2 separate regions of the Homo sapiens genome follow, and region 1 is linked to region 2. The links are chromatin contacts, found by Hi-C or POLR2A ChIA-PET in ENCODE. All regions are on one chromosome and are shown on one strand. The core of a region is the stretch at or near the end of the contact, and the rest is flanking DNA. Distances in the headings are between cores, read along the strand shown.

Region 1 (3,415 bases), core at 389-2,888, 420 kb after region 2:
TGCCTGTCTTCCTCTCATCTGTTTCTCAGCTAGATCAGGTTTCATATCTCTTACTACTTCAGCCCATATAAGTTTTCCCTTTCCTGTTGTAGTTACCGTCTGACTTTCAATGTGGCACTTAATTATATAATTTCTGATCTTATTTGTTTTTTTAAATTTTTAAAAATTAAAATTTTTTTAGAGACAAGATCTAACTCTATTGCCTAGGCTGGAGTACAGTGGTGTGATCATACCTTACTGCAAGCTTGAACTCCTGGGCTCAAGCAATTCTCCCCCCTCAGTCTCCCTAGTAGCTAGGACTACAGGCATGCACCACCATGCCTGGCAAGTTAACAAAATTTTTTTTTTTGTAGAGATGGGGTCTTAGTATGTTGCCCAGGCTGGTCCCAAACTCCTGGCTTCAGTTGATCCTCCAGCCTCAGCCTCCCAAAGTGCTGGAATTACAGGTGTTAAGTCACTGCACCCAGCCCTGTTATTTCTTAAGTGATTCATATTTATGCCTTATTTCTCCAGTTTTCTTGGAGGGAAAGCATCACCTTCATTTTCTATCTACTTTAGGGGATAACACAGTGCTTTACATATAGTAAGCAATAAAACTACATCTGTGGGATAAACAAATTTATATTCAGGTTCCTATAATGTCAGGTACTCAATCCTTTGTTTAAAGTTAATGCCATGTAAAAATAGGTAATAGGGGTATTATATTTGAATTTCAAGCAATCTTGTGCTTAAGGTTATATTCTGTATTTTCTTTTTATTTTCCTTTTACAATTTAATCTGACAGTGGGGCCAATTTTATAGGTGTAGGAAATCCTTTGTCAAATATAGTCTTCCAGTAAATACATGTTTTAAATAATGCAATGTGGATATGGCTCATTATAGTCTCTAAATAATTACCAGGGCCCTTCAGTAAGGGAAATACTTTTCTGATGGATCATTAGGAATACATTTGTGGCAGACTTTTAAACCATTACTAATCATAGAGATGGTCTTAATTGCTTTCGAAGTGAAGAATTCTTTGAAATGTGAAGAATCACTTGCTAAACTTTCTGATTTGCTAGACTAGGTTTTCCTAAATTGGCCTAGTTTAAAATGGGCATACCTGTGCTTAAAAAGATCCAGAGACCTTCCACCTATCTGCAAATACAAAATTAGCAGTAATAACTGACAATCAGCCTCCTTTCCCTCTGTCAGTTATAGGGACTATTTAAGGCTATATCTTTTTCATGCTCTTGAAGTAATGTGAGGTTTAGATTTGACTCCCTTTAATCTGAAACACTGACTTAGCTCCAAACCACTTAACAGCCTGCCATTTTGCACTGGGAGGGGAAAAACAGCAATGTAATTTACTGTCCACATTTTATAGTTTTCCCTTAAAAAAAAAAAAAACTTGCTTACACAGTTCCTGTATTTGCACAGACTAGAGAGTGAAATGGCTTTTAAATGCAGCCCTGGCTGGGCAATGCCAGGAACCCACAGCAGCTGACAGGCCACTCTAGCTGGGGAAAGGCAGTCAGAGGTAAAGAGCATCTCTGGGAATAAAGGTGTCAGGGAGAGAGTGTGAGGGAAGATGTAGGCGGCACAGGTGGGAAGGACAGAGGGTCATGGCTGGCCTACGCTTCATAACTTACGTGCACATCTAGACACATCTTGATAACGATCCTGTCATCATTTTAGTCAGGCAGAAGCATTTCCTGGGCCCTGACTCATTGCTTGGGAATTTCTTCACCATTACCCTGTCTGAACCCTGGTCTCTTAGAGATCTAGCCAAAAGAACCTCTGGCCTTATATATTATCTCTATTACTGAATGAACAGTGTCTGTCTTGGGTCTTGTCTAGGAAAACGGAATAAGAAGCAGGATTCTTGAAGTCTCACCTTGAGAATCATGCTCCACCCCGCTAGAACTTTACCCTGACTCCTGGTCCCTGTGCCCTACTGCCTCACATTTTTCAACTTCTCCTGCTCCATATTCCCTTCCAGCTCCATCCATTCATGGAGCAGTTACTAAACATCTGATATGGGAACCCACCCACTGGACTAGTAAGGAACCCTGTATTAGTCAGGGTTCTTCAGAGAAACAGAACCAATAGGATTATGTGTGTGTGTGTGTGTGTGTGTGTGTGTGTGTGTATAATATGTGTATGTATGCACATGCCCAGTTAATTTTTAATTGTTCATGTATATATAATTAAACATATATGTATATTAATTTACATATTTATATACATATGCATAGTAAATGTGTATGTAAATACATATATGCATATATTTAACTTAAATATATACACATGTGTGTATATGTATAAAATATATTTTATATATACACACACACATATGTATATATATACACACACCTGTCTTCCTGTGTGTATATATACATATATACATACACCAATGTATACATTTTTACATATGGCTCTTGGTTTACATGTATACATACATGAAGACAAAATCGACAGGATGTATGCGTGTATGTATGTGTATATACGGATGTATATATGTATATATGTGCATGTGTATAACCAGATGTATATGTGTGTATGTGTGTGTATGTGTATATACAGATGTGTATATATATGTATACACATACACACACATCCTGTTGATTCCGTCTTCATGTATGTATACATGTAAACCAAGAGCTGTATGTATATATGTATACATTGGTGTATGTATATATGTATACATACACATGGGAAGACAGGTGTGTATATATACATATATATGTGTGTATGTATATAAAATATGTTTATATTACACATATATACACAAATATATGTGTATTTTAAGAATTTAAGATTTATTTTAAGAAACTGGCTTATGTGATTGTGGAGACTGGAAAGCATGTGTGTATGTATGTGTGTGTGTGTGTGTGTGTGTGTGTCTATGTGTGTGTGTGTGTGTGTGTGTCTATGTGTGTGTGTATGTGCATACATGCACATGCCCCAATAGTGTGTGTGTATCTATCTATCCATCTATCTTTTTTTAATTAAAAAATTTTAAGAGACAGGGTCTTGCTCTGTCACCCAGGCTGGAGTGCAGTGGTGCAATCGTAGCTCACGGTAGCCTTCACTCCTGGGCTCAAGTGGTCCTTCCATCTCAGCCTTCAGAATAACTAGCCCTACAGGTGTGTGCCACTACATCTGGGTAATTAAACTTTTTTTTTTTTTTTTTTTTTTTTTGTAGAGAGGGAGGTCTTGCTGTGTTGCCTAGGCTGGTCTTGAACTCCAGGCCTAAAGCAATCCTCCTGCCTTCACTTCCCAATGCGCTGGGATTACAGGCATGAGCCACCACACCCAGCCTATCTATCTTGATTTGTTTTAAGGATTTGGCTCATGTAGATGCGGAGATTGGCAAATCCAAATTATGCAAGCCAGGCATGATGGTTCACACCTGTAATCTCAGCACTTTGGG
Region 2 (3,574 bases), core at 38-2,537:
CTTGGGTTCACACTGGAATCACTCAGGAAGTTAAAAACATACATTGAATCTGCCCACTCCCTTCCCACCCCAAATAATCTGTGTTTTATTTTGTTGGTCTGGCATACAGACTGGGCATTACGACTTTTCAAAACTCCCAAGCGACTCTAAGGCATAGCCAGGGTTAAGAATCACTGCACTGGAAAGTAGTCAAGGAAATTAAAAACTTAGGCTCATCTAGTTTCCCAGCTCGGAACACAAATATGAGGGTTTTGGTGGTTTTCTTTGTTGTTGTTGTTGTCAATTCAGGGAAGTACAATGAGAAAAAAGCAAAATTGCAAAGTTCATAATATGAAAGTGAAAACTCTCCATCTCCTCCCAAAGCAACCACTATTGTTTCTTTTGATTTTTCGAGAAAAAGTTTATGTACATACCTGCATGTTTGTATTTCAAAAAATAATTGTTTACATTAAAGAGAGGACACCATATATAGTATTCTACGCTTTGCCTTTAATATTCATTACATGATGGGCCTGTCCTTTGAGTATACAGTACACAGCTACGAAGTAATTCACATGTCTGTACTGTTGTGCTGTGTTTTATTGAACCATTCCTCCGTGTTATCACTTCAGCTATTTTCACTACTTCACAGCAATAAACATTTTTTTTTTTTTTGAGATGGAGTTTCGCTCGTGTTGTCCAGGCTGGAGTGCAACGGCGCGATCTCGGCTCACCGCAACCTCTGCCTCCTGGATTCAAAGCGATTCTCCTGCCTCAGCCTCCTGAGTACCTGCGATTACAGGCCTGGGCCACCACGCCCGGCTAATTTTGTATTTTTAGTAGAGATGGGGTTTCTCCATGTTGGTCAGGCTGGTCTCAAACTCCCGACCTCAGGTGATTCGCCCGCCTCGGCCTCCCAAAGTACTGGGATTACAGGCGTGAACCACCGCGCCCGGCCTTAACATCCTTATACATGGGTTACCAGCATCGCGACGACCTTCTGCAAATATTTTTATAGGGTAAATAACTGAATGAAGTCGCTGGGCGCATCTAAAATTTGAATAAATGTAATGAGATCAACAAACAACTAAAAAGTAAACTGATGCTATCCACATTTGTCAAGTACACGAGTATGCCTGCCAGTTTGAAGGTGCTGGCGCGGCGCTGTTGGCCAGAGATCTCTATCAACCAGGGTCATCTGCCGGCAATGCCATAGAGGCGGTCCCGGGGGCGGGCCTTCTTGGGTCACGTGGACGGCCTCGCCCCGCCCCCGTCGAGGCGCCGCGCACGTCTGGAGCTCTGGCTCGTGCAGTAGCGTCACGCGGAGGCGGAGCGAGGACTCGGGGACAGTAAGTTCTGTTCTCGCCGCGCAGGGGGCGGGCTGGCGGGACCAGCTGCTTCCGGCTGGGCTGCGGGCGTGGACTCCTCATTCCGGCTGTGGCCGCGCCGCTGCGGGGCCTGAGGCCCTCTTGGGTTTTGGTTCAGCGTTAGTTAACGGTTAACCCGCCAAGGCGGGCTTCCGCCCAGGCACAGGAGACTCACCGAGCTTGTTCACCTTGAAACTTGGGCCACACCTGAGACCTGCCACCTAAGGGGGGTACGCGGGTCGTTTTTAACAAGCTTTCATGGCATTTGTGCCATGAAAGCTCTAAAGTATAGAAGCTGCTCCAGGGCTTCCGCAGCCCCGGCCGTCCTGGAGATACTCGCCTCCTGGAGTCTGTGTCGAGAATTTGCAGCACCTGGACAGCCACGTGCAGTCTCAGAACTGCAGGCGGTCTTTACCGAAATGTTAAACACAACTTGAAGTTAGGCAGGATAACTGCCAGAGCTGGATGGACCTTAGAGGTGCCAGCTAACGCGCTGTGAGCGTTTTCTGCGGTTAGGCCTGCTCTAAACATTTGACATGTGTTAAAGCATTTATGTGCTTTACCCACACCCCTATGTGGCGGGCCCTTCTTAAAGTAAAAGAAACTGCAGCACAGCGAAGTTAAGCAACTTGCCCCAAATCACGCAGAACTGGGATGCAAACCCAGGTCTAGCTCACTCGTGATCACAATTCAACATCATACGATGGTGCTGATTTCCAGAGCAGCTCTGTGACTTTATATAAAATTATTGGGCAAGCGTTCAATTGTAAACATTCGTGAACATAGCTGTTGCACATTAGCGTTCCTTTTTTTTTTTAATTCAGGACCATCTTTGGTGACAAATATAAATATCAATACTATATATATCACCAATATACATATTTGCTTTGCTAAAAGGTTTCTGTGTCTTCAGGATAGTTTACTTGCAAGCCTCATGTTTTTATAAAAACGTGGGTGCTACCTGAATAAAACTAATGCCTACCCGTTGGCGGTTTTGTGAAGACTAATGAACTATTATATTCAAAGGGTCCAAGCAGTAGGCATTTACTAAAGGACAGCTAGTTTTATCTGTTATTATTCTGCCATTCAGAGAGATACCAAAACTACTCTCTAAGGCATTTCTCTTCCCTGCATGTAAAAGCAAGGGTGTCATACTTGAGATAAGCATTCTGATAATGTGTAGGCAAAGTTTCCACACTTGGTAAAAGCATCTTAGTCATGGTTCAAGACGAGTGACAAGTAAGTACGTTTCACTTCATGTTTCTTTTATCTCCCGTGTCTTGTGGAAATTTGAGTTACACTAAATATTTTTTTAAATTCCACTTGAATTTATTTCCTTTGTTGGAAAGGAATCTAATAGTGACCGAGTATCCATTTAGCTAATTTGTAATTTTATATGGAGTTAGCACCTTTAGAAACCAATTTTAGGGACAGGCCAAAAATTTTTCTCGAAGAGAACATGAAACACAACGACTAAGTTTTTCAGGGGGATGTTTTCAACTAGCCGTCAAACTGTATGAGTTGTTTAATTTTCTGTTTCATTCAGTTAAGATTCTATTATCTTAAAGTAGACTTAAAATCGAAACATATTGGGAGTTTATGAATAGTTCATCAAAATAACGATAATTAAGGTGAACACGTGGGCTTTCCCTATTGTGTGAATGGATCATGATATTCACAATAGTAAGAATAATATGGGTGTTAAATGTAAAAAGTCCTCAAATAGTATAAATAGTACCATTTAAGATACATAGAGGAAACTATTATTTGACATATAAAATTATACTTTTCTAAGCAAAATGCACAGCCATAATCATAGTTCTCTGAAACCTTTATCATTTAGCCCCAGTCTTCTCTGCTCCTTTTTTATCAGTCCCGTAAAAGTTCACCAGTTTGTCGGGTTGGAGGCAAACCTTGCAAAAACTGTAAGTTTGTAGTGACTCAAATTTGAGAAAGACCTGTATTTGGTTCTCATTTATTTGGGAGTTGGGAAAACATAATTAACTTTTGATATTATACTACATCTCTTGTATTTCGTTACTTTTTGATAGTAGTGCTTTTTTTTTTTTTTTTTTTTTTGGCCTGGAGGAAAACAACTATTCATTTATTTCCTCCTTTGGTGCCAAGTTTTGAAATTAGCTGTACAAAATTCTCAAATAGTTAATTCATGACCTATGCACAGGCACATTCTCTGAGGATAGAAAGGGCAATTTTGTTCCATTTTTCTT

The links. A loop is a pair of places that touch in the nucleus more often than their neighbours do. ChIA-PET counts read pairs that join two places held with the same protein, here RNA polymerase II (POLR2A). Pooled maps may share reads with other maps.
Region 1: a pooled map shows a loop between it and region 2 (2.3-fold over the local background). The contact joins the enhancer-like site here to the promoter of RFESD in region 2. A Hi-C loop is called at or near these places in 4 of 50 pooled maps. POLR2A ChIA-PET finds 5 or more read pairs at or near these places in 2 of 52 experiments (WTC11 and naive thymus-derived CD4-positive, alpha-beta T cell).

The regions. Positions count from the first base shown.
Region 1 is chr5:96,066,498-96,069,912 of GRCh38, forward strand. The region is part of intron 1 of LOC101929710 (a long non-coding RNA gene); the gene reads left to right. The region is part of intron 1 of LOC105379096 (a long non-coding RNA gene); the gene reads right to left. It also overlaps a transcript of CAST not described here. Among named protein-coding and RNA genes, the nearest start is that of MIR583, 11 kb to the right of the region's middle. Within about 2 kb of position 1,639, at least 6 of the 41 ENCODE cell types and tissues checked have a DNase peak (open chromatin) inside an H3K27ac peak, as active enhancers do.
Region 2 is chr5:95,645,490-95,649,063 of GRCh38, forward strand. It overlaps RFESD (Rieske Fe-S domain containing), which reads left to right and starts at 1,288. Exons shown (of 6, transcript NM_001131066.2): 1 at 1,288-1,328.